Linked DNA regions of Homo sapiens: region 1 is linked to region 2. The links are chromatin loops, found by intact Hi-C in ENCODE. Cell type or tissue: GM12878. All regions are shown on one strand. Each heading gives the region's core, and the rest is flanking DNA. Links, peaks and the distances in the headings are about the cores only. Region 1 has its middle 23 kb from the start of MYO3B. Region 2 overlaps MYO3B (myosin IIIB).

Region 1 (16,636 bases), core at 4,343-12,342, 59 kb after region 2:
ATAATTTTAGACAAGTAGTTCATTAAGACTTGCAGCATGTTTACTATTATTTACTATGCAGTTAGCAGGCCAGATGCTAAGAGCCGGGAGCTACCATTATACATGAATAGATTAGAGAAACACATTCAGCATCGTACATTTTATGCTATTAGCACAACCTGAAAGACAGCACATAATTGGTGGCACATTTAAAATTCTGTACAACGAAGTCTGCTGCTGCCATCGAGATGCCAGGGTGGGGAATAAGGGTGATCCAGTGCAACTGATGTACTTGCATAAACAGAGGAGAAATAAGCGTCCACTGGATCTTTTCCAGGTTAAATCTATCATAGGGCAGTAGGAGAGCAATGGGCTGGAAGTCAGGAGACTTGGGTTCCAGTTCTGACTACCAGCCAAGTCATCTCAAGGAAGTCACTTGAATTACTGTTAGTTTCTAAGCTCCTTCAGGGAGAGGGATGATGACTGGGTTGACTTTTGTTTTAACTGGATTAATTTTGAAGGACAAATAAAAAGCTCAAAATTAGCATAGAACACGAAGAGCATTCCGGACAGAGGGAATTCTAGGTGGCAAAAGAAAGCAGTTTAAAATGGCATGGCATGTTTGGGGAACCTTAAGTATTTTAGAATAGCTGGAGCATAAATACCAAGGAGAAGCAGAGGCAGTCGTGTGGGACAGAGACCTGACTGTGAGATCACGTATGCCATGCTGGGAAGCTTCAGCTGTATTCAGCATACGCAACTGGAGAGTCATCAAAGAGTTTTATCATAAAGAGCTCAATCAGGCCAGGCATGGTGGCTCATGCCTGTAATCCCAGCACTTTGGGAGGCTGAGGTGGATGGATCACTCGAGGTCAGGACTTCGAGATCAGACTGGCCAACATGGTGAAACGCCGCCTCTACTTAAAATATAAAAATTACCCAGGTGTGGTGGTAGGCACCTGTAATCCCAGCTACTGGGGAGGCCGAGGCACGAGAATCACTTGAACCTGGGAGGCGGAAGTTGCAGTGAGCCGAGATCATGTCATTGCACTCTAGCCTGGGTGACTGAGCGACTTTGCCTCAAAAGAAAAAAAAAAAAAAAGAGCTCAATTAGACAACCACGTACGAGGTTTAGAAAGAGCATTCTGGCATCACAGGGAAAAGGGGAGTGGTGGGCTGAAAGTGAAGGAAATGGGATAATGCCAACATGGCAGCAAAAATTCTAATTAGGAGGCTATGGCAGACGCTTCACCACTCTGTGGCTCAATGTCCTCATTATAAAATGACAAGTGTATTAGTCAGAAACTGTGTATAAGTGACAAAAACATGTCTCAAACCAGCTTTTTTTTTTTTTTTTTTTTCCAAAGGTGGTTTCTTGACTCATATTTCAGACATGTCCAGGGCTATACTGACTGACTTCAGGCATCACTCACAGGATTTCATCAGAGCGCTCTCTCTCTCTCTCTCTCTCCCCATCTTTCTAACAGGCTCTCTCCACCTGAGAAACAAGGTGGCCACAGCAACCCAAGATTGCTAATCCATAAAGTTAGTCCCCTCCACTGGCAGAACAGCACAAAAAGAAGTGTCCCAAGGAAAACTCCAACTGATCTGGCTTTGGTCATGTGTCTAGCCCTGAACCAATCACTGCGAATTGGGAAATGGAGCTCTCTGATTGGCCAGGCTGGAGTCACTGCCTACTCCTGTGAGATGTGAGCAGTGTCTGCCCCAGTCAAGCCACAAGGACTCCCCATGGGAAATGGGACTCCTGCGCCTTCCTCTCCCAGAGGAAAGGAGAAAGGATGTTGAGTGGGCAAAAACAACATTGGTTCACTAGAGGAGATGGGGTGAAAGGGCTTTAGGATCCACATACTGTAAGCCATGTTTTCACCATAAGCTCATTCAAATTTCTCCATCAGGCAAGGCTCCAAGAGCCTCAAGCCCCAGTCCAGGAGGGGAGTTGAGATATTTCTCACTATTGGCTTAACTTATTGGCTAAAGTTTGTTCTTTTGAGCTAAGACTGTACACACGCACACACACACACACACACACAGATCAAGAATGAACAGAAGCAAATGACTTCTTTAATTCTCGTATAATTCAGCTTTACACTAAAAAGAAAGTGAAGAAGTGGGGAAGAAAGGGAAGGAGGATAAATTCCAGTGAAGCAAGTGCTCTTTTTCTAAAGAAAAAACACTAGGGCTCAGAAACTCTGTTAAATTGTTTTTATTGTGAAACTGGAAAAGGTTCCAAAGAGAGCAACCCGGATGATTAAAGTCATAAATACGTTCTGAGAAAAGCTCAAGAATCTAGGATTTTTCACTACAAAGAGAAGATTAAGAAGACTGAATAAATGACATGCACCAGTAAAGTACTTGGTTCCTGTCTGCAATATTAGAGAGTTGTGCTAGACATAAAAAATAGCTGTACTTCTTTCCTCCTCTTTTTCCTCCTCTCCTCCCACTCTGCCTTTTGATTGAAAAGATGTGGGGGTATCTCAAAATGACAAAAACCTACTCGTGAAGGGATATTGAAAGTTAAAATAATTACTAGAGTAGGGCGAGAAAAGAAAGAGAGAAGCCGACAGATTCTCAGGATAGGTATTAGATTACTGGTTCCATACAACATGAAGGAGAACTAAATGATGCTGAGGTTTCTTGTGCTTCAGTCTAATCTTAAAATTAAATTAGGTGATAATGTATATTCTTCTCACTTGACTTTTAGCCGTATTTCAAAAACCACCCTCCCCATACCTTAAAATATACAAATGTAAAAAAAAATTAGTCAAACAATATTCTATTTACACATCACTTAACACTTCAAGAAAACAATAAAGTGGTGTCACTCTAACATCTTTGGTTTCAAAGTACCATGTAGGATAAATGCATTTCTAATTAAAGACTTCCAAACTTTCAAAATGAAACAAAAATTTGCAAAATGAAACTAAGAAACCAAGTAACACTTAATTTTGTTATATTTAGCCTCATGTCAGCTATTTTTGTTTTAAAGTGGTTTATGATTCAATTGGCAAATGTTTAGGGAACGTATCTCATGTGCAAAATATTATCCTAGACACGGTGGAGAAAACAAAGAGGCAAAAGGAAAAGTCTCTACTGGCATGAAGCTTATAATTAAGTTGTGTAGACAAAGCATAAGTATTGTTACAAGTTAAATAAAAATGTATAAGAATGCATTATGGGCCAGGCACTGTGGCTCACACCTGTAATCCCAGCACTTTGGGAGGCCGAGGTGGGTGGATCACCTGAGGTCAGGAGTTGGAGACCAGCCTGACCAACATGGTGAAACCCCATCTCTACTAAAAATACAAAATTAGCTGAGCAGGCTGACGCATGCCTGTAGTCCCAGCTACTTGGGAGGCTGAGGCAGGAGAATCACTTGAACCCAGGAGGCGGAGGTTGCAGTGAACCAAGATCACATCATTGCACTCCAGCCTGGGCAACAAGAGCAAAACTCCATGTCAAAAAAAAAAAAAAAAGCGATATAACAAATATCACGTGGCAGGTTGCAATTAAGTACAAAATAATAAGTGCAAGAAACTCCCAGTCTCAAGCAGGGGTCATCACTGTGGGCTGGGGAGACTGCCTGGAGGAGGAAGTCCTGAAGGGGTCCTGCAAGCTGACTGAGAGTCACAGGAGAGGGCTGCACAGCTGAGAAGCAGGAATGTGAGGCTTAAATCAAGAATCTAGAAAGCAAACAAGAGAACCAGCATAGGGGCTCTCCAGGAGGCAGTGGGATCAGCCTGGGTGGATGTTTTGGCACAACCCTGGACTTCAGTTCTTTGGGGTTTAGAAGTTTCTTAAGAGAATCTCAAATAAAATTGTCATTTTGGGACCAGGGGTCTGGTTGCAATTGGTTTATTTGTATATACTGCTTACTGTGTTCCAGATGCAGTTCCAAGTGCTTTTTAAAGATTAACTCAATTCATCTTCATGACACCCCTTTGAGGTAGGTATTAGGAAGCTAATGCACAGAGTGGTTACAGTAACTTGCCTATGGCCACACCATTAATAAGGGATGGAACCAGTATTTGCAGCCAGCAGTCAGGCTCCCAGGTCTGTCCTGCTCAGCACCATGTTATACCCTACAAAGAAGACCAGGGCAGAATGTGCCTCCTGGAAGCAGGTCAGGAGTCCCCACCCAGGGCTTGAGAACTGAGTCAGGGTGATGGTGGAAGGAGGGGAGAAGGACACTGGAGGAATAAGGAATAGGAATAGATAATATAATGACTGGTTAGATATGAGTGGGGGAGGACAGCAAGGGAGAGGGGATAGGGAGTGGGGCTAGGGGTGATAAGAAAGGAAAATTCAAAGGGACTTGGAATTTTTAATTTTTATGCTTCCCCTGGTGAGGAGCAGGTCTACTCAGGGATAATGAGTCCAAATTTTGACCCAAAAAGTATGAGCTCCTTGAAGTCAGACAAATCTCAGTTTGAATCTGGCTGTGTGGCTTTGGGAAAGTTTCACAATCTCTCTGTGCCTCTTCTCCATCTCTAATGGGAACAATTCCAATAGCTGAGGTGATGTAAATCAAGAGTCTGGCACAGTGTCTGACAGGAGAAAGCCTTCCATTCAATGTCTTTAAGCCACTGGAGGTGTGGAACCCAGAGCCTGGACATGAGTTCATGGCTAGACAATTTGGATTTGGGGATGGAGAGAAGGCAGAGCTTGAAATAATCAGGAAAACAGCAATGTGACTGCCACTGTGCTGGGCTCTTCGCATGCTTTATTTTATATAATTCTCACAACAACCCAACAAGGCCATTTAAAGATGAGAAAACTGGCTTAGGAAGGATGAGTAAGAGGCAGCTTTTCCAGCCTGGGTCTGCCTAACTCTGAAGGCCTCAATCCTCACAGCTCATTGCCTCCCCAGCTGGTGTTATGAGAGGTGAGATCACCAAGAGATCGCCAGAGACTATCAGGGTTGGGGAAGATGGATGGAGACTGAATGGGAAAAGAGACCGAGAGGGATTATGGGAGTTTCTTTCCCTCCCCAGCCTCTCGTAGTCATGGATGCCGTCTGCAAACTGTGGGTATAAGCTGGCAAACAGTGGTTTTTTTTTTAAAACACCCAAATGTCAAAAGAGGAGTTTGGCAAAGTGGCTTTGTGCATATCATCTACACCACATGGGGAATCTCCAGTCAACTCCAGATGAGGAGCTGTCTCACCTCCACCACCCAGGAAAAGCCCAGACCTGTGCCCCAGACAGCCACCTGGGGTCTGCTTTCTCTCTCTCCTGCCAATCCTATTTCCAAGGGTGGACCGGATCCCTGGTGGTCCTCTCTTTAAAGGACTTGACTCAACACAGCATTGTTCTGCACCTAAAATCTGCATCCCACCCTCCCAGAGATGTGCTCCCAGCCTGCCCCCTTCAATACGAACACAGGCCTAGAATTGGAGTAGAATTTTCCAATCCCTCTTGGTCTGGGTGTTCTGACCTGCTGGTCATTGAGCTTTTCCTGAGAAGGAGCCACCACTTCTTGTCCCAGGGTTTCCTTGCCTCCTGCAGCCCAGTAAGCCTCCATGCTTATATTCCCTGCCTATCTTGCAGGCTATTTTAATTCCTTCTGGAAAATATTTCTGATGGAGTGGTTAGTGGAGATCCTAGCCAAGGAAGGCAGAGTTTCAAAGAAAGAGTGGTCGATAGTATTAAAGTCTACAAGACAACCGAGGACCGTGAAAAGGCCATTTGAGTTAAGCTGGTAAAGGCTAATGGTGGCTTTCAAATATGCAAAGGAGGCAGAAGCCACATTGTAAGGGTTACAGAGGATCTGTAAACCACTTTCCCCTCAAAACTTGTCAACAACAAGAAGCGAAAAATAAGATGATGGAGAATGGGCCCCAAGTGAAAGTTTTCCTTAAGTTATTAAAAATCCAGGGGTTATTTTCCAGCAGAGGATAAAGAAACAGAATATAGAACCAAAGTCTAAGGTGTAACAAAATTTCCCCCTTGTTGTTGAAATATTTATATCTATTTGTCATCATGGATTAACTTTATTTTCCAAAAGTTTTAATGAGCAAGTAAAGTATATATGAATATAGGTATCTTTTCACTTGACTTTTGAAAATGATGCCCATAAAAGTTAATGTATGCAAATCATTTAAAAATTATAAGCCTTGTATGACTCTCTGACCTCCTTTGATTAAATTCGACTGGCATAAAAACAAGTAATTGAAGTATTAAGAATCAATTAACAGTGAGCTGGCTGATTGTCATTACACCTTTAATTAGCAGTATTGGTTTCAGTATCACAGTGCTATGGTTAGCAGCTATAAATGAATGGATTGAGCAGCCACCAGCTGACATTTTGAGAACCTTGATACATCATCACTTTTTCCTGCTACTAATTAAGATTTATATCTTCCACTGTATTAATACTGCAAAGGCCTTTGTGATGGAGGCAGGATTTTTCCACTGCCTTTGTTTCTGTGGGTCTCATCGATTACAGTGTACATTGCCTGGGATCACAGACTTGTAAACACCATCCCAGTGACTCAGTTCAAACAGGGTCTTCTGCTGATTCATTCAACAAACACTTACTAAAGAACGACCACATGCAAATCACTGTGCTAAATGTTAGGGCAAAGGAGGAGGAAGAGAGGAATCCAATGATGAGGGAATATAGGTATTCCCTCTATATTTAAGAAGCTCATAGTTTCAGGAGGAGATACACATAGTACTTCACTGTGATACAGTAGGATGTGAATTATAATAGGATAGAAATAATGTGAATGGGAGCACAGAAGACAGAGAAGTTAGTTCCAACTTCCAACAAGTTACTTTTTTTGTTTATTGCCACAAAGATTCAAGGGCTCACTCTCAGTCCATACAACTGGGAAGGAGAATTTTATCAGGTCATTCCATGAGCAGTCCATGGACATTTATGAAAAAGGCGACTCACCCATCTCCAGGCCATGATTCCCACTCACTGCTGAGATGGGCACTGCCTGTCTACAGCTCAGGCTCGGCTTTCCATTCTCTTGTCAGAGGGTCAGTGCTTGTGCCTCTCAGGGCATAATTTCTCTCTTCTTCCCAAAGCAACTCAATGCCAACAGTTAGAATGAACTCAACGCTCATTTAATTATGTGGGTTCTCCTATGATTAGATAAACATGCATAAGAATGACTTTGAAAGCATTTTTATAAGCTCCTTTCCAGGCCATGCTCTAAGAGATTTTATTTAAACTGATACTCTAGGTTATTTTGATGCTAGAGGTCTCCAGACCACATTTTGAGAACCAGCACTCTAGCTTTACAGCTAAGGAAGCTGAAACCAGACAGGTAAATTATCCTAGTACCTAGTTAGTATATAATAACAGCAAACGTTTATATAGCACTTACAATGAGCTAGGTATGGTTCCAGACGTTTTACACATGCAGTAGGAATTCATTTAATCTTCACAACAACTCTATAAGGTAGATATGCTTATCATCTCGTTTTATAGATAAGGAAACTGATGCACAAAGAGGTGAACTAAGTTGCTCATGGTCAACAATAAGAAAATATCAGACTTGCCCCTTGAATCCAGACTGCCTGAATCAAGAGTCCACCATCACCACTATCTCAGAGGGGCAAATGTGGGTCTGAACCCAGGTCGTCGGATGTCCATAATGGGTGCTCTCTATCACACGTGCTGCTTTGAAGGCTGTGAGTCTCAAATAAAAAGCTGGAGTTCTGCTGTTGGCCACCGAGAGACCCAGTGATTTTTCTTTCCAGGAAGAGCTGGCTTGTTTCTGAGACTTTTCCGTACCACTTCTTTGCCTCTGCAAAATTCTGTACTTTTCTTTGCTTAGGGCATCTTGAGAACCAGAGCAGCTCAACTTCAGAACTATAGTTAAGCTAAGCTTTAACTGACACATTCTTTGAGCAATTAAACTGACGCATTCTGTTAGCAATTCCAGAGGAGGACAGGAATTTAAGTGTGTGCTGAAGATTAGAACGCCTGAAATTATACTTCCAACTTTGCCTCATTGTTAAACTTTTCTTTTTTTTTTCTGCTTGAACTGACTGAGAGACCCAACTTCTCATGGAAAAGCTTGGGAAAGTCAGAAGTTCCAGTCATTAAGAAGAAAGTGTGGAAAGTCTGGTTGACAGAAACAAGCTCAAAAGCAGAAGTGTCTGACTACAAATTCAAGTGCACTTGTCTGCATGAGAGAATAACCTTCATGAGACATTTCTCTTTATGACTCTGCTGTTTCGAATCTCTGGCTGGCTGTAACAATAATTAAGCAAAGTTTTTTATTTCTGAGTCCCTTCATTTAAAAAAAAAAAACAATGAAAAAAACTCTCCATGGTCCCTTTAGTGAGCTCTTCCTTGCTGCTTTGTTACTTGGTACTGATAGCTAAAGGTTCTTATTCCAGCTGGTTCTGCAGCTCTGACTCAACTGCCAACTTCCTGACTTTCAGAAATCTCATTTCCAGATCCCTGCTGTTTTTCTGCGTGATGCTGATTGCTGGCTCTGGTTCCCAGGAGGCGCCCAAGATCGGATTAACTGCCAGCTTCCTGATGCACAGCCTTGTTATCAGCGCCTATATCCTTGTTCAGCAAAGTGCCTCTCCACCAACTTAATGTTCTTTTCACCACCCCATTTCTGCACGATGTAGTCACAGTAAGACACAGAGTGTGCAGTCCCGATCCCAGTGCTACATAATAAAGATCCAGAGCTCACTTTTGTTGCACTCATGTTCTCGCCAACTGCTGGTCACTAGACTATCAGGAACAATAAGCGCAATTTTGGAAAGGGTGATGCCTTGGGATTTTATTGCTGCACTACACTAGGACAAGGAAAGCAATTGTACTGTGCAGTGTTGCCCAGCATTTGAGAACTCTTTGTTGTTTTTGCCACATTCAAGGCTTTTTGTAGGTATCCTTTATCAGGTTTAAGAATTACAGATTACAGGCATGAGCCACAGCTAGGCACAATGGCTCATGCCTGTAATCCCAGCACTTTGGGAGGCTGAGGCAGGAAACTTGCTTGAGCCCAGGAGTGCAAGACCTCCCTGGTCAACATGGCAAGGCCTCATCTCTATAAAAAATTTCTTAAAAAATTAGTTGCTGGGCATTGTGGCATACACCTATGGTTCCAGCTACTTGGGAGGTGGAGGTAAAAGGATTGGTTGAGCCCAGGAGGTCAAGACTGCAGTGAGCCATGTTTATGCCACTGCACTCTAGCCTGGGCAACAGAGCAAGACCCTGTCTCAAAAATAATTAAATAATAATAATTTCCCTTCTATTCCTAGTTCGCTGTTTTTTTTTCATGAGTGAATGTTGAATTTTTTAAATGCTTTCTCTGCATCAATTGATATAATCATGTGCTTTTTCTTTTGACTATTAATAGGGTGACTTGCATTGATTGATTTTCACAGACTGAACTATTTTTGCATTCTCAGGATAAACTCCACTTGGTTGTGGCGTAGTATTCTTTTTTTATATTGCTGGATTGTTGTGCTAATAATTTGTTGGGGGGTTTTGTGTCTATGGTCATGAGGATATTGACCTGCAGTTTCCTTGTCTTGTTACTGCCTTCGTCTAGTTTTGCTTTCAGTGTAATGCTAGCCTCATAAAATGAGTTGGGAAGTATTTCTTTCTCTTCTATTTCCTGAAAGAAATTGTTGAGGATTGATTTCTTTTTTAAATATTTGATAGACTTACTGAAACTCTAGTTTTTAAAGATTTTTTATTATGGATTCAATTACTTTTGATAATTATAAGATCATTCAGATTATCTATTTTGTCTTGGGTTAGTTTTGGTAACTTCTGGTTTTCTGAGGACCTAGTCTGTTTCATCTACATTGACAAATGTATGTGAATAAGAAACTTATGCTTCAGTCCTGCAGCCACAAGGAAATAAATTCTGCCAACAACCTGAGGAAGTTTGGAATCAGATTCTGCACTTCCCCCCACCATCATCCACCCCCAAGCTTCTGATGAGGCCACAGCTTCATCCAAGACCCTGAGGGTTAAAACTTGGTGAGGCCCTGAAGTAAAGTAACCAACTAAGCCATACCCAGGCTTCTGACCCCTGAGATAATAAATATGTGTTGTTTTAAGCCACTACTTGTAGTAATCTGTTACACAGCATTTAAGCCACTACCTGTAGTAATCTGTAGCATAGCATTTAAACCACTACTTACAGGAATCTGTTACATAGCATTTAAGCCTCTACCTGTAGTAATCTGTTACTTAGCATTTAAACCACTACTTGTAGTAATCTGTTACGCAGCATTTAAGCCACTATCTGTAGTAACCTGTTACATAGCATTTAAACCACTACTTGTAGTAATCGGTTACACAGCATAAAAAAAAAAAAAATTGACACAGTGCAATCTTTTCCTGTCCTCTACCTGTATAACTATGATTGAAGTGAAATTTCTTGTAGACAGCATATAGTTGGTGTGTTTAGACCATTTACATTTAATATAATTATTGATCAGTTTGGATTTAGTTCTACCATCTTATTTGTTTTGTTTGTTTCTAAGTTGGATCCTTTTTAAAAATCTATTTGACCATCTCTGCTTTTAATTAGTATTAACTGGAATTACTTTCCTTTTCCCTGCCTTCTTTTGGGTTAAGCATTTTTTTATTATTCTATTTAATGTATTTGTTTTCTTACTATATCCCTGTATAGTTTTTTTTCAGTGCTTGCTGTAGTGATTACAACTTAAGCAATATTCCACTTGAAGCAGAAAAACACAAGCACACTATGAAACATTAAGTATGCGCTAATATTATGAAAGGAAAAAAGATATAGCGGAATGAAATGGAATGACATGGAATGGAAGAAAAAGGAGCCTGTGGCCTATTGTTTCGACTCAATCCAGAAATGTCAAAGTATCAAATGCTCAAAAATAAATTTTCTCTTGTAGTACTAGACTGATAAATATTAAATTCTTTCCTAGACCATGTATCTCAAGTAATTAGACTGGTTTTATGTCATTTGGGCCAGATATGATATAATTGAGAAATCTTTTTTTTTTAATTTTTATTTTCCCTTCCTGTCTAGACTCCCACACCCTGCTTAGAGGTGGAGCCTGTGTTCTGTTTTAGGAAGTCACCCCAGTCCACTGCTGGGAATCCCAGCCAAGCCATCTTTCATGGTTGGTTAGGCACTGTGTCTAGCAGACTGTACACACCCACCACTGGAAGTCCCTCCAAGAGAAAGAGTCAGGTTAAGATGGCAGTTCAGACCCTCAGTCTGGTAGGTACATTGGGGCAAGCGTGAACCAGCCTTGCAGCTCCACAGGGCCCTAAAGCAGATACCAGTCCATTCCCCATCATTTCTGTTCCACCAGTAGACCTCTCTACTCATCCTCTCTTCTTCACCTTCTGAGTAAGGCAGAGTGGTAGCCATGAGTGCCAGGCTTCTCTTCCCTCCCTGCATTAACTGTGTTCAACATTGTCCCAAGGATTTCCCCCTCAGCCACTGGGCCCTTAGCACTGTCCTCAATGGTAAAGTGGATTTCTTCAGATTCCAACATGGAATTTCCCCACACGGTCACCAAAACAGCAGAGGGTGGTGAGAGGTGACTGAACAGAGAGGCGCCATATGTGCAGCCAGGGAGGTAACTGCACAGTCTTCCTCCTCAGCCAGACACAGGCAGCACCTAGAGAGTGCCATTCGGAATTGCTTCAAAGTCCTGTAATGAAGATGACCTTTATAAAGTCCGTTTAAGATACACCTTAAAGGCAGAAGAGAGCTCAGAGAAACATGAGCATGTTCTCTCACTGTTCTGTGAGATGATTCTGACAACTCTGAGCCTATATGCTTAGGAAGGTTGTGTTCCAGTTACTCTTATATTGTTTCCTCCTTCCCATTGACTTACATATAAGTGACAAAAGGAATGAATTAATTACCTAAGTAAAATGAAGAATGTTTAATTTTCTTCCCCCAGGCCTATAAAAGTCAAAGAGGACATGTGTACAGTTGTAGTACAACATTTACAGAATCCAAGGGACACAAACAATTACTTAGTACTGCAAAGATTAAACCTCAGATGGCAAGATGGGGTTGCATGATCCTTCACAGACAGTCCCATCTGCCTGTCAATGGTTAGGCCATACACCCGGACTGGTGTGCCTCCCTCTCTCCCTTCCTTCCTCCATAAATACTTAACAATTCACTCCATACCTGGCACTATGTTAGGTACTGGGATATTTGTGACTCTGTAAGCATTAGACAACACTAATTATCCATCTGAAGCTGTTCTTTCTTTGCATAGGAACATGCTTGTAGCATATGTGGTTAGACTGATTTCTCAGCCTCTGTTGCAGTTCCATGTGGCTATATATCAACATTCTCCTCCATGGAAAGTGAGAAGTAATGTGTGCCATTTATGCCAAAGCTTTCAAGAAGTAGCTATGAGGGGATGGCGAAGCCCCAAGAGGGCAAGGAAGTAGGTCCCTGAATGTCTTTTGTGGAAAAAAGCCAGTCACTGATCAGGAACACCTGCCTTAACTATTATACACATACATTTCTTTTTTTTTTTTTTTTTTTTTTAAGTGCAAGTAATTTATTTGGGAAGTGATCCCAGGAAGCATCAGGAGAGGAGCAGGGAAGCTGACAAGGGCATGCGGGGACTCTGGGAGGCTTAGATCCTACCTCTGATAGGTCCTGAAGTATTGTGATTGACTGTCGGAAGCCTCCTAAGGTCAGCGCCACTGCCGATGCGTTGGTATTACACCTTTGTTACTCCTTTTTATCTTAACCGTTTATTTCAAGAGTTTCTTTGCTGATCTGCTCCCAGACTGGTTTGTACCTGGTACCAAAGTTAATTTTCTTTTTTTATTTTTTTTATTTTTTATTTTATTATTATTTTTTTTTATTGATCATTCTTGGGTGTTTCTCGCAGAGGGGGATTTGGCAGGGTCACAGGACAATAGTGGAGGGAAGGTCAGCAGATAAACAAGTGAACAAAGGTCTCTGGTTTTCCTAGGCAGAGGACCCTGCCGCCTTCCACAGTGTTTGTGTCCCTGGGTACTTGAGATGAGGGAGTGGTGATGACTCTTAACGAGCATGCTGCCTTCAAGCCTCTGTTTAACAAAGCACATCTTGCACCGCCCTTAATCCATTTAACCCTGAGTGGACACAGCACATGTTTCAGAGAGCACAGGGTTGGGGGTAAGGTCACAGATCAACAGGATCCCAAGGCAGAAGAATTTTTCTTAGTACAGAACAAAATGAAAAGTCTCCCATGTCTACCTCTTTCTACACAGACACGGCAACCATCCGATTTCTCAATCTTTTCCCCACCTTTCCCCCCTTTCTATTCCACAAAACCGCCATTGTCATCATGGCCCGTTCTCAATGAGCTGTTGGGTACACCTCCCAGACGGGGTGGTGGCCGGGCAGAGGGGCTCCTCACTTCCCAGTAGGGGCAGCCGGGCAGAGACGCCCCTCACCTCCCGGACGGGGCGGCTGGCCAGGCGGGGGGCTGACCCCCCCACCTCCCTCCCAGACGGGGCGGCTGGCCAGGCAGAGGGGCTCCTCACTTCCCAGGAGGGGTGGCCGGGCAGAGGCACCCCTCACCTCCCGGACAGGGTGGCTGGCCGGGCGGGGGACTGACCCCCACACCTCCCTCCCGGACGGGGCGGCTGGCCGGGCAGAGGGGCTCCTCACTTCCCAGTAGGGGCGGCCAGGCAGAGGCGCCCCTCATCTCCCGGACGGGGCGGCTGGCCAGGCGGGGGGCTGACCCCCCCATCTCCCTCCCGGACGGGGCGGCTGCCGGGCGGAGACGCTCCTCACTTCCCAGACAGGGTGGCTGCCGGGCGGAGGGGCTCCTCACTTCTCAGACGGGGCGGCTGCTGGGCGGAGGGGCTCCTCACTTCTCAGACAGGGCGGTTGCCAGGCAGAGGGTCTCCTCACTTCTCAGACGGGGCGGCCGGGGAGAGACGCTCCTCACATCCCGGACGGGGCGACAGGGCAGAGGCGCTCCCCACATCTCAGATGATGGGCGGCCGGGCAGAGACGCTCCTCACTCCCCAGATGGGATGGCGGCCAGGCAGAGACGCTCCTCACTTCCCAGATGGGATGGCTGCCGGGAAGAGGCGCTCCTCACTTCCTAGATGGGATGGCGGCCAGGCAGAGACGCTCCTCACTTCCCAGATGGGATGGCTGCCGGGAAGAGGCGCTCCTCACTTCCTAGATGGGATGGCGGCCGGGCAGAGACGCTCCTCACTTTCCAGACTGGGCAGCCAGGCAGAGGGGCTCCTCACATCCCAGATGATGGGCGGCCAGGCAGAGACGCTCCTCACTTCCCAGATGGGGTGGCGGCCGGGCAGAGGCTGCAATCTCGGCACTTTGGGAGGCCAAGGCAGGCGGCTGGGAGGTGGAGGTTGTAGCGAGCCGAGGTCACGTCACTGCACTCCAGCCTGGGCACCATTGAGCACTGAGTGAAGGAGACTCCGTCTGCAATCCCAGCACCTTGGGAGGCCGAGGCTGGCGGATCACTCGCGGTTAGGAGCTGGAGACCAGCCCGGCCAACACAGCGAAACCCCGTCTCCACCCAAAAAACACGAAAAGCAGTCAGGCGTGGCGGCGCGCGCCTGCAATCGCAGGCACTCGGCAGGCTGAGGCAGGAGAATCAGGCAGGGAGGTTGCAGTGAGCCGAGATGGCAGCAGTACAGTCCAGCTTCGGCTCGGCATCAGAGGGAGACCGTGGAAAGAGGGAGAGGGAGAGGGAGAGGGAGAGCTACATTTCTATTATGTTAGAGCCATTACACATCTTGAAGCCTTTTTAGAGATAAAAGAAAAAGCAGTTAAGCTAATCTAACTCTTCTTTTTTTTTTTTTTTTTTTTTTTTGGAGACAAAGTCTTGCTGTGTCACCCAGGCTGGAATGCAGTGGTGCGATCTTGGCTCAATGCAACCTCCACTTCCTGGGTTCAAGCAATTCTCCTGCCTCAGCCTCCCAAGTAGCTGGGACTAGCACTGCCACGCCCAGCTAATTGTTAGTATTTTAGTAGAGATGGGGTTTCACCGTGTTGCCCAGGCTGGTCTTGAACTCCTGAGCTCAGGCAATCCACCTGCCTCGGCCTCCCAAAGTCCTGGGATTACAGGCATGAGCCACCACACCTGGCCTATTCTAACTCTTTAATTAAAAAATTATTATCTTGAAGTAGAAAACAACTGTTTGGAAAATGTGCATATATGAGAATTGGCTTAATGTTTTGGCACCAGAGAAAGCAAAGACTCAGATAGGGCAGGATGGGAAGCTGGAGATTCCTCTTATTCCATGGGCAAAATATTTGGTAAAATTGTCCTCTCTGTTAACTTGCATATTAACTTAATATCTACCAGGCCTGCAGCTCTTGGGGCAGGAGTCAGCAAACTATGACTCATGGCCAGTTTAGCTTGTTGTCTGTTTTTGTAAATAAAGTTTTACTGGAACACAGCCATGCCCATTCATTCACACATTGTCTATGGCTGCTTATGTACAAGAGTAGCATTGAGTAGTTGCAAGAGAAACCATATGGCCCTCAAAGCTTAAAATATTTACTACCTAGCCCTTTAAGAAGTTTATCAACCCCTGATATAGGCAGTAGTGGGATCTAGGTGATGATGGAGCTAAGAAATGAAAGGAGCCACCCAGTAACCAGGACCTGTACTGTTAAAATGAACAAGAAATTAACTTCTAGAGTATTTCAGTTATTAACTACTTTGGAATTTATTTCAGCAGGTTAGCCTGCCCTACTGTGGCTGATTGATGGCAGGCATGGCCTCAAATCCTCACCCCTCCTTGGGTCTTTTTCCTATGTAACTTTGCAGTGCCTTCCCATTGCAGAAGGGCCTTTCTGTCCCAACTCTCAACTTTAGGTTTTGCCATGTGATTTACTGTGATCACTGGAATAATAGCAAATATAACACAAGCGATGACTTGAAAAAGCACTTGCACACTCTTGCTTTTTCCCTCTTGTTCCTCTGACATTGCCATGAGAACAAGCCCAGGCCAACCTGCTGGAGGATGAGACACATGGAACAGAATGCCCAGCCACCGCCCTCAGACATGTAAGAGAGCCCAACCCAGATCAGCAGAGCCATCCATTCAACCTACAAATTCGTAGGGAAAAATAAGTGCTTATTGCTATAGGCCACTGAGATTTTATGGTTGTTACACAGAGCATTATTGTGGTAATAAATAACTGTATATCTACTAACACATAATAGATATGTGTTACTCATTCTTATTTATAAGCTGAGGTGCTTATCTTATATAAAACCTTTCCAAAATCTTATGAGGTAGTTATCATATTTCCATTGTACATAGAAAGAAAAAGGTTCAAAAAGGTGAAGTGACTTGACCAAGTTGCCCCAGCTGAAAAATGTCCAAGCTAGGGCTTTAGCTTTGTCTTCACAAATCCAAAAGGTTTTGCCACAGAATTAAAGCGGTCTGTCTAATATCTTACTCAAGTATCACACATTTAAATGCACACATGAGCCAGGCAAGTTGTATCAACTGTGAAAGAGACCACTGTCATTGTCAGAGAGCTGTCAGGGAAGGGTACAGATCACCAGAACTGGAAAGGCATGCCCCTTCTTGAGGGGCTGCCACAATTCAACTCGGGCCAACTGCTGCCACACAGAGACGGGGCCCAGGTTGCCACATTGCTTGGTTTTTCAAGAGAAGTAAGAAATCCAGAATTTAT
Region 2 (16,636 bases), core at 5,729-13,728:
CCAATTTCAGAGTATACTTCCACTATATCTCTGCGTGTCTTTGTTATATGAGCTGGTGTCTCAGTTAGCTGGTACACATTTTCCACAATGAATATCCCATATGAACACACTGTAAAGTGAGAGTACAAGTATCCTTTCCCTGCCTTGGTTTCTTCATCTGCAAAATGGGACTTGCATTCCCATGCTCTCTGAAAAGCCAAACAGCTTCAATATTTACTAGGTATGTGAATTTGGGCTCGATTCCTCCTATAGCTCTTTAAGCCTCACTTTCCTCAGTGATCAAATGGAGAAAATAACATCCACTATTGAGAGCTGTTGTGAAAATGAAATAAAATATTTTAAAAGCCCCTATCATAGTCCCTGGTATAGAGTCAGTCCTCAGTAAGTGAAAGTTTCCTTCCCACTATGCCTCTGCTTAGCAAGTGCAATGTTCAAAATATCTGACAATCAGGTGGCATGTGGCACTGGCCATCCCTGCTTGTCAAACAGACCTTTCCCCCCATAGTTACTGGATCATCAGGTCAGAAATGTCCCAGGGTAAAAGACAGGGCACCTCTGGTGGCTGAGGAGCACTCAAGGGGCTCTGGATGGCAGCCATTTACCATCCAGAATGAATAGTTTAATATCTTAACAACCAGCCTGGCCACACAGTGTACATCAGCTAAATATAAGCCATTATTTTCAAAGTCTACTGGTGTCCTCAATAAAAACGATAATGACAACATTGGTTCTTTCTCTTGGGTTTCAGTCACTTACAAACACTGAGTTTAATTCTTTGCTATATGTGATGGTAGAAAAAGTTTTTTAGGTATCAACTACCCCTAACCCCCTGCCATTACCATTAATCAACATAAACTAGGCTTGTATCCCTTTTGCTATAGGCCAGGATATTACCTGGCATGTGTTTGATATAAAAATTGGTTGAGCAATATTAACAGCGGACACGGGTTACATTGGAAATCCCTTAGTTGAATAAGTCACAAAATATGGATTCCAGTCACCATTACCCACCTACCCACTCTGTGTCTATGGACACTTGGCCTGACAAAGCCTTAGATTCTTTATCTACAACATCAATGTAATCATGCCCGAGTGGCACTCTCACAGGTAGATGACAGTGTTTTTAAAATACTATTTGTAAAAATTCTACGCAAATGTGGGATACTATTATTCATATTACTTACTATAAGAAATTGGCTGTCAGGAGATAGTGGAGGAGAAAAGAGATAATAAACATGGCTAATAGGAAGACTGTGTTGTTTTTGTGAGTTTTTTTAAGTGCATAAAATGCAGGCTAAAGTTTTAGGTCAGGAGACCAGAGAGGCTTAATCAGGTAAAGAGAAGGTTCAAGGAAGTGACTATGAGCTGGCCAAACATCTCAGGAGATAATAATAATTTTAAAAATGCTTTGCCTGAGAGTAGGTAGGAGAGAACAAAAGTCTGGGGGTGTTGGGCGCCCACACAGGAAGGCAATTTGGTATGCTTTGTACCTTCAGAAAGAACCACGTTTGCCTCAAACACCAAAGGCTGAGAGAGTGCAGACAGTCTATGTGTGTGGTGTGTGTGGAGTAGGGGAGGTGGTTGTGTATGTGTGTGTAAACAGGCAAAGCTGAGCCTCTCACTATGCTAGCATCTATAACCTGCAGCCCTGCAGGTTCTAAATAGTTGACTAATTACCTTGGAAACTTGAATGATTTAATACAAAGGAAGGGTGCTAAATATTAGTATTTGGGAGCTTGTTATTGGTTGAACTGTGTCCTCCAAAAAAAAGATACATTTAAGTCCTAGCCCCCAGAATCTCAGAACGTGAACTTATTTGGAAATAGGGTCACTGTATATACAATTAGTTGAATTCAGATGAGGTCATACTGGAGTAGGGTGGGCCTCTAATCCGACGGGACTGGTGTTCTTATAAGAAGTCATGGACATGTGAAGACACACAGAGAAAATACCACGGCACTACAAAGGCAGAGACTGGAGTTACGCAGCTTGCAAGCCAGGGAACACCAAAGATCACCAGCAAACCTCCAGTAGCTGGGAAGAGACAAAGCAAGATCCCTCCCCTAGAGGCTTCAGAGGAAGCCTGCTGGCATCTTGGTTTCAGATTTCTAGCCTCCAGAAGTGTGAGATAATATATTTCTGTTGTTTAAAGCTACCCAGTTTGTACTACTTGATTACAGCAGACCGGGAAAATAAATATAGGGTGGAAAAGTCTTCAACCCCAAGAGAGGAGGAAAACCCACTTTAACTTCTCGCTGTTTGGTTGCACCATGAGTGCCTTCACCTGTGGCTATTGGCATGTTGGAGCCACTACTGCCCCTCAGATATTCACAGGCACTGTTGTCATAACTGCCCTAAAGTCAGTCCCAGAACAATGAAGCCATGCAGCTTGCAGCAGTCATAGCCAGGGAGATTTAAAAATCGGAAGTTTTCATGACTCTATTATTATGAGCTGCTAAATCAACAAACTCCGGAACAAACTACCTCTGATCTTATTATACGAGAAACTTAATTATCTATTGTTCAAGTTATTTTGCTCATGATAATCTCCTAAATAGTCTCCATGTGAAATTTTTCTTTCTCTCTTAAGATAATCTTTCCTGTAGTCACAGTATGCTACTCACATACAGTGTGTTTAGTTTATAAAAAATTGTTCTGATCTTAAGCCAGGCATGTTGGGGCATGCCCTGTAGTCCCAGCTACTCGGGAGGCTGAAGCAGAAGGAATGCTTGAGCTTAGGAGTTGGAGACCAGCCTGGGCAACATGGTAAGACCCCATCTTTTAAAAAAAAATTCTACTGATCTTGACTTTTAGATTAACCCTTTTATTATGCCAAGCAATTTATTTCCCCAGTAGTATTGTTTCAAAGTTCTAATACACTAAGGGCATCCCACAGAACTCTTCTCCTACACTGCTGAGTTGATACTACTCTGCCAGTATCTTTCAACTTTAGTAGTGTCCAAATGAGGTAGTAAGAGAAAATGAGTAGGGAGTATTGACAATATGATAGTCATTTCATGCTGCAGCTTTGAGGTGCCCCAGTGAACTGTGTGTCTTGACTGCTCATCAACATTTGATTGTACTGTGGTCACATTCCATTAGCTACCCGGTTTGTAGAATAGCTACCTGAATTAAATATTACACTTACTCAAGCTTGTGGAATAAAAATGGAAATAAAAAAGGGAAAAAACAATTTGGTTCAATTCCTCAAAAATAAAATAGGATCAAGGATCTCTCAGCTGCATTTTAAAAATAAAGCACAAGTCATCTGCAATGCTCTTATTCCACTGGCATTGGTATTGCGTGCATTGTCGTATTTAATCTAAAGACCACTTATTCATACAAGCAGAAGTGAAAGCATATCAGGATCAATATACCACACAGGCCATCATATGAAGACAGTGTTAATTTGAACCATTACTGATTATACTTTCAAGGACTGTTCTTGACCCAAAGCATTGCTCAGATGGACAATATAAATGCTTGTTGAATTGAATTGAAAAATGGAAGGTTGTTCTTGTGGACATTCCTATGGAGGATTATGGCGCAAAAAGAGACTTTGTTGGAAAAAATGCTTCTCCATTTAGAAAATAAAAATGTGAGAATAGTGCAGGCCTGATTCCCAAGAGCTACAGCCTGGGTCCCAGAGCATACTGGACACAATCACACATCCTGAGAGAATCCTGCACTTGAACAGTCAGACATTCACTCCTGCAACGTGCTGTCAAGGTGTCCATACCTTAAACTGCTTACTTTTCAATTGATCCACTGCAACAGGCAGGATGCAGTGCTGGCTTTTCCCAGCTAACAGGGGAACCACTTCCAGGGAATCTGAGCAAAAAGCTCACCATAAACTGTCCCCTACAGAAACACTCCATTTTTTTTTTTTTTTTTTTTTTTTTTGAGACGGAATCTGGCTCTGTCGCCCAGGCTGGAGTGCAGTGGTGCAATCTTGGCTCACTGCAAGCTCTGCCTCCCGGGTTCACGCCACTCTCCTGCCTCAGCCTCCCGAGTAGCTGGGACTACAGGCCCCTGCCATCCTGCCAGGCTAATTTTTGTATTTTTAGTAGAGATGGGGTTTCACCGTGTTAGCCAGGATGGTCTCGATCTCCTGACCTTGTGATTCGCCTGCCTCCGCCTTCCAAAGTGCTGGGATTACAGGCGTGAGCCACCGCTCCCGGTCAACACTCCACATATTTTATTCAATCCAGTTAAAGTTGGAAAGTCAGAAACACCTCTTTTTTGATTGTTTTGTTTTGTTTTGTTTTGTTTTTGAGACGGAGTCTCACTCTGTCTCCCAGGCTGGAGTGCAGTGGCACAATCTCGGCTCACTGCAAGCTCCGCCTTCCGGGTTCACGCCATTCTTCTTGCTCAGCCTCCTGAGTAGCTGGGACTACAGGCACCCGCCACCATGCCCAGCTAATTTTTTGTATTTTTAGTAGAGACAGGGTTTCACTGTGTTAGCCAGGATGGTCTCGATCTCCTGACCTCGTGATCTGCCCACCTTGGCCTCCCAAAGTGCTGGGATTACAGGTATGAGCCACCACACCCGGCCACAAACACCTCTTAATAAATGTACAAAGCCATTTATACATAAATGTACAAAGCCAAGAAAATGCTTCTCTTAATTATATTTTGTGATTTTGAAAATACCAATTTGCTCTAGAGTAGAACAGGAATACCATCTTCCGTGTTATATCACCCCAAATATTAGTTGAGTGACCTTAGTTATGCTTTCCTTTCAGAACAGATCTAAATCTACAGACAAATTTGCTAATATCAATAGTTGTGAAGCCGTCCTCAAACTGTCCTGCAAGTGCATCTTATCCCTTTGGCTTTCTTACAGATGGATGCATTCATTCATTCAACAGATTTTTTTTTTTTTTGAGAGACAGAGTCTAACTCTGTCACCCAGGCTGAAGTGCAGTGGTGGCATCTCTGCTCACTGCAACCTCTGCCTCCCGGGTTCAAACAATTCTCCTGCCTCAACCTCCAGAGTAGCTGGAATTACAGGTGTGTACTACCACACCCAGCTAATTTTTGTATTTTTAGTAGAGATGGGGTTTTGCCATGTTGGACAGGCTGGTCTCAAACTCCTGATCTCAAATGATCTGCCTGCGTCGGCCTCCCAAAGTGCTGGGATTACAGGCATGAGCCACCGCTCCTGACCCAACAGATAATTTTTTTGAGCATGTACTCTGTATCAAGCACTATATTAAGAGCTTAGGCATCCCAAGTCCCTGGCAGACCTGAGTCCAGTTGGGAGACCTGCCTGCCAACAACTACAATGCAGTGGTGATACTGTATTAAGGGAGGGTCTAAGGACGTGGTGGAAACTTAGGGAAAGGAGCCTCAATGTGGGCAAGGGATTAGGGAATGTTTCCCAGCAGAGCTAGCATTTGAGACTTGTCAATTAAGGAGGAATTTTCCAGAGGCCTGGGGGCCATTCCAGATGATATAATAGTACACCAAGGGTTTAAAGGAAAGACACATCAGTAGGGATTTGGAGAGTCACCTGCTGTTCACTACTGTTGGGGCATTAAGAACAAGTAAATTGGGGGAAGTAATCTGAAACAAGGCTGGATAGATAGGGGCTGGAATATTAAGAGCTTTATTCAAAATTCAAAGAAGTTTTGACTTTATCCTGCAGTGCTTCTCAAAGTGGGATTCACAAAGTCCCTAGATAACTTTTTATGTTTTTGGTTTTGTTTCAGTGATAATTGTATTAATAATAATAATAATGGGAGAAGGAGGAGTAAAAACATAGTCTAGATCATCTGGATGACTATTTGTCACACAGTGTTCATATTATGTTTACTATTAAGTTGGCACCAAGCCAACACAGATGTAACAGTTGGAGATCAAAAGAGGTGCTGTTTGAACAAACAGATTATGCTAGCTGAAATGGAATAAAGTAGTAGGAGAACTGAGTAGCCGCATGGTACGTGGTTGTAGGTGTGCCAGACTGAAAATAACCCATACTATTGTGTCCTGAAACATAAGCACACTGCAAAGGACAATGGAGAGTCACAAAACAGTATCATTTGTCTCATAAAAGTAGAGCTGCTTACTTGAATGTTACTGGCATTGTATAATAGCTTTTTTTCATAATACATTTTTTTCCTTTTGGTTTTATACTTCTGCAAATAAAAATGACAAAGAGTTTATATCTAGTTTTATGTTTTGTAAAACCTATTTAAGAAATATTTAAGATTTAGGTAAACACTGGAAATTGCAGCATTTTTCTTTTTCTTTAAAATGGGCCTATCCATTACCCAGTATGAAAGAAAGAGCCATAGATGATGGGAGGCGGGGGAGGTCACTGAAGAAATTTAAGCAGAGATTAGTGTGAACCACTTACTTTGTTAGGAGACCACTTTGGCAGTCACACAGAGGAAATACCATCATGCAGAGATGGAAAGACATCTAAGGAGGTGACCATCTGAGTCCTTTTATTAAAAGAACCCATTTGTTTAATCCAGAAAGCTGCTCTCAGGCAAAGGTCAGCATACTGTGGAATTAAATGACCTGAAAAACTAAACTGCACTGGTGTTTCAGAGCAAGACTCATCTAGCTGGAAGGTTCCCCAAACTTCTACATGCGTCATTTTCCAGAGAGTTCTGTGATGATGCCAAACCTAAATTAGGAATAAATCCCATGTTTCACTACAGAGAGCCGACAAAGTACACAAGATAAGTTGCTATGTATCTGGTAACAAAAAAACAACCAGGGCCACCGCATATAGTTCTGTAGGCCAGTTGGTGCTGAAATCTGGCTCTTCACAAAGCCATATACCTCTGGGGCTGCATGTATCCAGGGAAGTTGACTTTTTCTAATTTATACAAGGGCTGATGAATTTGCCAAGACATGGCCCTTGGAGGGGGCTGCATCTTCTGGAGGGACACTTTCTTCTAATTGCATGAAGGTGCCCTGTGGGATAGCTATAACTTAATCTTGCTTTTCTGAGGTTACATCTCACCAGCATCGCTGACCAAACTAGTACTCTTAAAGTTCAATGAGGATAATGGACTTTCTTCTCCCTAAAAATTCTGCAAAGCATATGACTTACCCATAAAAAGGCATAGTACCAAGGCATTCAACAAGTGCAAAGAAAGAACTAGGTATTTCCAGCTTACCTCAGGGGCCATCCAGAACGGGGTGCCAACAGATGTGTTTCTCCGCAGACGTGTACTGGTGAGTTGAGCTGAAACACCTATAAGGAAAGAGTATCAGAATTCAAAAGTGAGCAAAGTATGATGCTAGACCAGCAATCGGCAGACTTTTTCCACAAAGGCCAAATAAGTACTTTAGGCTTTGTGGGCCATATGGTCTCTGTCACAACTACTCAGTTCTGCTGCAATAGTACAAAAGCAGCCATAGTAAACACATAAATGAATGAATGTGGCTGCATTCCAATAAAACTTTATTTATAGATGCTGAAATTTGAATTTCATATAATTTTCACGTCACAGAATATTTTGGGTTTTTTTTTTCCAATCATTTAAAAATGTAAAAACCATTCCTAGCTCATAGGCCATATGAAAATAGGAGGTAGGTCATATTTGGCTCACTAGCTGTAGTTGCCAAACTACAACTCTGGAGCATTTATCACTCTATTTAAATCATTAGGATTTTTTTTTTTCCCTAATGGACATCCCTGTCTATATCACTGCAAAAATCAAAAGAAAAATATCAACAACTAGGATCAATCCAAAATATCATCCTATTATATTTCCAAATTATTTCACATGACTTCTTTCTTAATAAGGGGCTTCATTTTATGGAGAAAGAAGATCGGCTGCACTATCTGTAACAGAGCATCAGTGTAGACATAAAAAGATTTCAGTGCCTTATCTTGCCTAGAAGCCTGGAAACCTGGCAAGAAAGCTGTGTTTGTCAAATGGAAAAAGAAAATGACTAATAACATTATCTGGGGCTCAATGTTGGGGACCTGAATTCTAATGTAACTCCAATGTCCTTTAACCAACTGTCTTCTTCATATCACGAGAGCGTAAAGGTCCACAGGATTAAAAATCAATGTTTTCCATCCCAATTATGCTTTTTACTAATTATGTGATTGCTTCACCTTTGAGCCTCAGTTTTTTCATCTTTAAACTAGGGATAATCACAACAGTCACACCTAACACGGAGGGTTCTTCTTAAGACCAAATAGGAGAACAAATGTGAAAATGCTTTATAAATTGCAAAGCATTTTACACACATAAGGTATTCTTTTATACCACACAGAAGTCTCACATAGACCTTAAGAGAATGACAAGGGTTGCCACTAATGTCATTGATGACAAAAACTTAGAAACTGAACACTATGTGTTCTTAGCAAAGGACACACCTTTGAAACATGAGCATAGATTTGCCAAGGATCTGTGGGTTTATTGGGGGATGACTGCGGACATTCTCTTTATTAGAGAGCCAAGAAGCTCTTTAAAGTCTATTTGACCTAGATAATTTCCCATTTTACCAAGTCCTCCACCACAATTTTGGTAAAAACAACTATACCTTTCTGGTTTTAATTTCTAGACATTCCTTTTGCAGCCACTGAAAGTTCAGGAACCTTCTAATGGAAAGATTAGGAACATTTACTCTATGTCAAATCGCAAAGCTGCTGAGTGAATACATCAGTATCAATTCCCACCCCATCCTCATCCTTTCAGTCTGTTTCCCCTCACAACATATTTACAGTCCCCAGAATCACGTGCAAAAACAATTCAAATGTCATACACACAGCATATTATTGGAGTTATATCATTCCTTATAAAGAGGAGCATAAGACTTAAACAAAATGCTCCCTCTGCTATTTTTCTTTGCTTGTGTTTCAGTAAAAATAGACTAGTACGTCTAAACCAACCTCATTTATTTTTAAGTAATTTCTTCTGAGCAAGTGATAAACTGATACATGTTTACACTGAACTCTTTCTTAGCAATAAGACAATAAATATTCTTTTAAAAAAACACGTTTAAAGTGTTTCACTAAATGTTTTCTCATTATTTGTAACAATGACTCTGAAGTACTATTGCTGAACTCATTTAGAAGACTAAACCTTCAATAAACTTAAAAAAAAAACCAAATGGTTTGTTGTTTTGTGAATATCAACATATGATATTACAAGGGGATATTTAATAGTTCTCTGGCCTTAGGTGATATTGCCCTGCATTTCCTCTCACACTTCCATTTCCCGTTAATGTTTCCAGTTCAACCAGCCTCACATGTAGCAGCAGTAAACACAATTTAAAAGGATGTTAGCTCCCAGGCCCAGAGGACTATTTTACCTTCTGCTCCCTGGGAATAAGTATGCCTAAGGCTAGTGAAAGTCATTTGAAAGACCAAACTGCTTTCTCTTTTCATATGCAAAAGAAGAAATGACAAAATGTAAATTATAGACAATTGCCCTGAGATGTGAAATTCTTAGCAGAAAACCGAAAAGTTTTTCCATCAAGTTCTTCTTTTGAAACACTTTTATTTTCAATCTTTATAAAATTGCTTCTAAAGCTGAAACTAGATTAGCAAACAGCATCTCCTAGGGTGATCCATCTGGAGCCCCCACCCCCTCCAGCTTGTGTTTGACTGGAAAAGTCCCTCAGCCTATGGTGTAGCAGAGAAGCCCCAGTCTTCTGAGATTGCAATAAATTGTCCCCTTTGGCTAAACTGCACACGTCAAGAAAACAAACGACAAGCAGTCATTACCAAAGTCAACGAGCTTAACTCCTCCTTCTGTTGTCAGAAGAATGTTATTCCCCTTCACATCACGGTGGATGATTCGGTTGTTGTGCAAATGCTGAAGGCCCTGCATGGCATCCCACCACCACCAAACAACAGGAAAGAGAAAGGGGAAATTTACATGCTTATTTTAAAGCAATTACCCTACTATTGAAAAGTCTCATGAAAGTCTACATTTGGCTACACCTTCCTGCTGTTAGTAATCCTTGCATATCATAGGGCAGTTTCCCCATTGTTAATATGCAATAAGGACCCAAGCAATGAACAAACCATCCCATCTGCTGTCATACCCCATTTGATAGATGTTCTTACCAAGAGGGCCCCGTACAAGATGTATGAGATCATTGCTTCATCCAACCGCTGGCCACATCTGAGTAGACCTTTGACAAGCTCAGTGACTGAGCCCCCATTACACAGCTGCAAGAAGAGGTGCCAGACACAGGGAGAGCAGGAGACCACATGTGAAAAAGAAAAGAAAAAGAAATTAAGAAAAGCCGACTGATACTGATTCAATGTAGTAAATTTGCAGATTACAAAACTCCAGCTTGGAATACTCAGACTTCACATTTCCATTACCCAGTCTAATCTAATTCTTTGCGTATGTATTTTTTATTTGAGGTGATGATTTATGAGTGAAAGTGCATGTTCAAAATGCTAACTTTTTAATTGCCAAATATAAAATAAAAATAAAATATAAAGCACAATTAGAAATTTTTTACAAAGAATATTTTTGGAAAGAAAAAGCATATAAATAATAATGGCAACTTATTGGATATTTTTCACTTTATATGAATATTGTCTATGTTTTTAATGTGCATTTTGAGGATAAGGAAAAACCGGGAGAGGCAAGATGGATGCCCTTGATACCTGAGAGAGAATAAATTTCAGTGATTTCTCCAGTGCTAGCACGTATCAGAAGCCCAACCAGCAGTTCTTCCTAGAACTGCCATTGCAGATAAAGTTTATGGAGTGAAGTTGCATCATAAGTGCATTTATTAACTTTTTAATGTTCAATTTTAGGCTCTCAGCAACTTTATGCTCTTCTCTCTTTTTTGTCTGTAATTAAAAACACTAATTTTATTTTGCATATTTGTTCTTTGTCATATATTGTATCTTAACTGAAGTTTGAGCACATAAAGCAGTTATACTGAGAGAAGAGAGACAGACCCTCTCATATTGTTTTATATTGTTTTATACTCAGAAAAGAAAAGCAAAACAAAAGGCAGGTAGCCCGGTGCCTAGGAACCAGACCCGAAACCAGGCCTGGGCCTGCCTGACCTAAGCCTGGTAGTTAAAGATTGACCCCTGACCTAACCGGATATGTTATCTATAGATTCCAGATATTGTATAGAAAAGACACTGTGAAACTTCCCGGTCTGTTCTGTTTCACTCTGACCACCGGTGCATGCAGCCCCTGTCACGTACCCCCTGCTTGGTCAATCGATCACGACTCTCTCACGCGGACCCCCTTAGAGTTGTGAGCCCTTAAAAGGGACAGGAATTGCTCACTCAGAGAGCTCGGCTCTTGAGACAGGAGTCTTGCCCGATGCTCCCGGCGGAATAAACCACTTCCTTCTTTAACTCGGTGTCTGAGGAGTTTTGTCTGCGGCTTGTCCTGCTACAATACTTTTTCATCAACTTAAGGATTTCCAAAGATGACTCTTACTAATTGCAGAAGTCAACGTGCAGGTTTGGGTTTGCTACAAGCCATCCTAAGTCAAAGGTTCTTAACTGTTTTGAGCAGAGCATGGAAATACCCTGAAATTGTAGGCAGCATGCTGTATATGCATCTTGCAGTTTACTGGGGAGAAAATGCAGAGCTTTCACCAGATTCTAAAAGCTACTGAGATAGCCAAACGCCTAGGCAGATAAAAAGGGGGTCCCCAGAGAATCTCTGACCTGCCCCGCAAGTGTTTACATCAGATGCTTTGTGCAGATTAGGCAACAATTGTGCCCTAGGCTTGTATGGGCATCCCCACAGCAGACTGGAGCCAGACACGAGCACTGGGGGAAATGGGTGGAGCCACGGGGAATTCACGCCTTATGCAGGGAAGTAGCCTGCTCTCTTTAGCTCGTGTGGTGACCTGGGAATCAATCGGTGAGGTAGAGGGCCTGTTAGCAGGACTCCATCTCACTTTGCTGAGTTCTTTCTTTTTTTTCCTTTTCTCCCAATAAATTCCGCTCCTCACCCTTTTATGTGTCTACCAATCTAATCTTTCCTGGTCAAGTGACAAAAACCCCGTTTTGGTGGAACTAAGGAGAAAGTTCTGCAACATTTTTGGCATCCAGGCGTAGGGCTTAAGGAAAGGTGAGTGACATGCAAACCAAAAAGTCTTTTTCCTTTGGCTTCTAAGCCTTTTTGTCCTCCGACTTCTTCTGAGGGTAGAGAAATTATGCCCCCCCATATTAAAATGTCATTCCTGGAGGTCAGGAATGTCGGCTGGACGGGCAAACTGGTGGCTCCCCAGCTCCCAAGTTTCTCTCCCTGTTGGAGAAACTCACTGGCATAAAAATAAGAGATTCTTCCCCCAGACTTTTTTTTTTTTTTTTTTGAGAGGGAGTTTCACTGTTTTTGCCCAGGCTGGAGTGCAGTGGCGCCATCTTGGCTCACCACAAACTCCGCCCCCTGGGTCCAAGCGATTCTCCTGCCTCAGCCTCCAGAGTAGCTGGGATTACAGGTATGCGCCACCACACCCAGCTAATTTTGTATTTTTAGTAGAGACAGGGTTTCTCCATGTTGGTCAGGCTGGTCTTGAACTCCCGACCTCAGGTGATCTGCCAGCCTCGGCCTCCCAAGGTGCTGGGATTACAGGCCTGAGCCACAGAACCCAGCTGGCTTTTTTTTTTTTTTTTAAGAAAACATTTTACCAGGCCAGGACCCCAACTATCAGGGTTTATATTTTCTGTAAAGTTTTAATTATGAAAAAGGATTTGTGAGGTTGGTCTTAAGCTGTAGCCAATCTGGTGTGCTTTGCATGACTTCCTGTATGGCCAACAGCAAACTTTGCTGCAGGCCTCCATCTTGTTTTGTGTGCTTGGGATTGTGACCTGTAACCATGTGGCAATGCTTTTTGTTTTTCATTTCACAATGATGCCTAGGTTCAATCCTGGCTTAGGAAATGAGTACTTTCCAGTTAATATCTGTGTGACTTCTGCCATTTGCTGATTCTCTTCCCCACCATGAACAACGCTTAGCCTTTTTCTTACATCTTCCTTTCACTGGGTTACCTCTAAAGGTTCTAAATTTTGTAAGAATTGCTTACCCTTATCCCCTTCGAAAATACCGCATACGCTCACAGTGAAATAATAACCTTAAGTGAGGCTTGTTGGTTTCACCTGCGAGGTTAACGTTAGTAAAGTTTGAAAGCCAGAAATACTAGCTGCTTGGCATGGCTAAAATCGGGTAATAAGGGAGTTAAAAGGATTTTCTTAGAGAGTGCTCAGTTTAATTAAAAGTGGATGTCCAAGTTATGGTTTATTTAAAAGGCCTTTATGCTTTTTCCTCTTTGGGTATCTTGCTTTGCTGGAAAAAGGCTTTTCCTCAGTTGACTAAATTATTTTTCTCCATTTGGCTTGCCACTCTCAGTGCATGCATGGCAGGCCCTAAGATAACTCCTGGGGCCATGGGACTCCTTGGGAAAAACAGACAAGGCACCACTCCGTTTTGGGAAGAAACCTGTTTTTCTCATGGAACCCCAGGAATTAAAAGTGGATAGATCCCTCTCAAACTCTGATTTTGCCTCCCAGTCATGCCTGTTTATTAGGCCTTAAAAGCTGCATGTTTTCCTAGCCCTGTCTCTTAAAGGGCCCCACCCAGAGGCCAATAATCCAAATAGGAGATGGGCAAATGAAAATCTTATGGCTGCTGGTTTTCTTCTGCCTGTCTGTGTAGTTACATATGTGTTGTGTGTGTGATGTCTATAAAAAAGCTCTAATTAATTGGTCTAATGGAAGACAAGTGCTTGGATCAAATTTTTTTTAAAGGGAAGATTAAAGCTGTGGTACGTTTTAGTTCATGTGACTTTAATCTTTGAGAAATAAAAACAGCCTTAAAGATTATTGGTAAAATGCAGATGTTGTCAAATATACACAGGTGAACTAAATTATGCAGGTCAGATACTAGGTTTGCTAAATGTTTTAAGGTTATAAACTGCCTTTTTGGTTTTTAAGAACTTTTCAACTTGCCAGCTTGACAATTAGTAAGGCCTGGGGACATAAGGAATTAACCACACCCTTAATTATGTTGGAAGGAGTCAAACCTTGCCTGAACCTAGCACATAATTAAAACAACTTACCAGGTTTTACATTAAACTTAAAATTGCTAGGGGTTACCATTATAACATGTAATTGAAACTACTGGAAATAGATTTACACGCAAGGTATGTAGGAACAGTAAGATGTGTTTTTAGTAAAAGATTACAAGAAGGCATGGAAATGTAAATTCTTGCCTAGGTTTAAAGGACTGTTTTGAATTAGATAAAATAAAGCTGACAGTTTAAACAAATGATGGAAGGACTGTAAAAATTAATATTGCAAAAATTCAGTGTGTGAACAGATTGACTAAATTCAAAAGGGTATTATATAGTTTTTTTGTAAATTGAGCATTGAAATAAAAGCACAACAAGGTACTCTTAAGGCACTAATCTGCTCTTTAGCAAAATTTGTAAAGGGTTATAAAAGGTTTTTGCTTTTTTAAATTTCTGAGTCATCGTTTGGCAAAATAAATAACTTTTGGTAATCTGGAATTCTATTTCAGTGTTTTAAACCACTAACATATTTAATAGGCTTCCCAAAATCAAACTTCAGTTTCAAAATTGCCTTTCCTGACACCTAGCTTTTGGATGCTACAGAGGGCCCTGGAGTATCCAAAAGAGAGGTAAAAGGGATCATTTGACATGTTTAGTTACATGGAATTGCCAAAATGGTGTTCAATATTATTTAGGTTATATTTTGATGAATAATATTAATATGTGTTCCAAAATTGTATGGGATTTTTAAAATTCTAATGTCTAATGTATATGCTATCATCATAATTAAGGTTGTTATGTTATTGTAAACCAGACTTCTTTGAGAAGAAGAGAGATAACCAAACTTCTTTGTCAATTGTGTTTCTAACTGTAAATACCCTGGGCAATTTTTTTATTCCCAACAATTGTTGTCTTGTTTTGGTCCTTTTCAAAAGATAGTTTATAATAAACCAGACTCTGACAGGTGCCACAGGACTCTGACAGGTGCTCTCAAATACAGGTTTCTGATAACTTTGGAGATTGTGACATTGGAAAAAAGGAAAAATGTACAGGACTCATAAAGAGCTGAAATGTTCATGAATATCAAACAAGAGTTAACTAAATGGACCGAACTCATAGAAAACTGAAGCTATCTTTTTGACTTTTGCTTGGAATATTGCTGACCCTTGTTTTGTTTTTCAGAGTCAAGGAAACTTATTTTGAACTATTTATGGCCTTTAATGATTAAGGTATACTCCTGTGAACAAAATTTGGAGCATATATGTCCCTCTCTGCCTGGCTTCCCCAGAATTTGGAAACTAGTTGTGAGTATTCTTAACTTACAGCAATGTAGTTGTTTGCATCAGTGCCATAAGAATCCATTTTCTTTTGCAGTATGATGCAATTGGAGAAACTGTTTTACCAAGGCTTTGACTGGAAGGGTATGCTTCCCTTTAAGGAGTCAAGCTCGACTTGCAGAGCTGCTAAAAGCCCCTTGGGAAAACTGGCCTTATCTACGCAGTACCTGTATAGGGTTCCTGACCTGTAGTAAGTAAAAAATGTTACTTTATGACAGGACCAGGAGCTCTAAGTTTATCTTGGGACCTTAAAAGGAGAGGATCACCCAACTCACAGGTATTTGAGGATACAAACCCATGGCTGTGCTCAGCTTTAAAAGGTCTTATCCGAAATTCCTTGAGGAACAGAGTTCCATCAAAGCCAATCTAAAAGGCCTATGTAGAAACAATTATTCTTGCTGCACTTTATGCAAATAATCAGGTCAAGTGTAAGACTAAAGTCTATTTTGCCAGCAACTCAGTCCTGATTTTTTTTTAACAAAAAAATGAGGGACTGGAGATAGAGAAATTATGTTTTAAAACTTACCATACATTTGTCATTAAATTCTAGACTCATTAGTTGTTTTTAAGTTTTTGCCTACCCTTTAGACTAACCCTGCTTGTTCCTGTGAACCAACCAGGAATCTCCAGCTGCAGCTTAGAAAGAATAAAAGGGATAGGTGATGTAAAAACCTGGATCAAAATTCTAGTTCTGAGCAATTATCCTGCAAATACTGCCAGGTGATGGGAATAAATAGGATATAAATAGGGTGCCCATCACCCAGAGTTTTCTTCTGGGGAAAGTAAGACCAAGGGAGCTAACCAAAGCCAAGCCCCATGCACCTACATCTTAGCAAGCATAACTATAGCCACCAGTTATCTGGGCATGTCACAAGACATCCTTTTCTCTCCCTTGTTGGAGGAGGACTCAATTCCACAGCTTCACCTTAGCATTTGGCTTATGATAAGGAGTCCATGCAACACCCCTTCTCCGAGGCACATTTTTGTCCCAAACTCAATTCCAAGCTTCAGGTCAAAGCCCTAGGAAAGAAAACTGGATTTGAGGGATCCAGAGGTAGATGATAATGGAAGTTAAAAGGCATAGCACAGGTGAGCATGACTGGTTTCCTGCCAGTTAAGCCAGGCTTCCCATTTCATGGATAAAGGTCATGATACTACCCGTGGCATAAATGAGGTCTAGAGAATTCAAAGGCTACTGACAGCAGAGGAGATAGGGCATACGTGGGTAAGAGTGGATACTCCCACCCCCAGACTCCCTTTTAACAAGGGTGAAAGCCGCTTTGACTCCATGGGCAGTACCCTGTCACAGTCACTGG

What was found. A loop is a pair of places that touch in the nucleus more often than their neighbours do. Peaks named below come from ENCODE experiments on the same cell type or tissue, not always from the same donor. Only the 100,000 strongest peaks of a DNase experiment are listed, where the experiment ranks them.
Region 1: it touches region 2 in a loop (3-fold over the local background); 5 of 110 quality-filtered maps call a loop at or near these places.

What each region holds. Positions count from the first base shown.
Region 1 is chr2:170,147,083-170,163,718 of GRCh38, reverse strand. No RefSeq gene overlaps it. Among named protein-coding and RNA genes, the nearest start is that of MYO3B, 23 kb to the left of the region's middle. RefSeq lists a silencer at 8,146-8,195. In GM12878, for the core only: no CTCF peak of the experiment used is centred there; no DNase peak of the experiment used is centred there.
Region 2 is chr2:170,207,896-170,224,531 of GRCh38, reverse strand. It overlaps MYO3B (myosin IIIB), which reads right to left. Exons shown (of 35, transcript NM_138995.5): 4 at 10,049-10,153; 5 at 9,704-9,803; 6 at 7,137-7,213. Among named protein-coding and RNA genes, the nearest start is that of MYO3B, 38 kb to the right of the region's middle. RefSeq lists enhancers at 2,244-2,744, 2,340-3,539, 9,036-9,727, 9,728-10,419. In GM12878, for the core only: no CTCF peak of the experiment used is centred there; DNase peaks (open chromatin) are centred at 9,771 and 11,551; H3K4me3 peaks cover 1,395 bases; H3K27ac peaks cover 2,630 bases.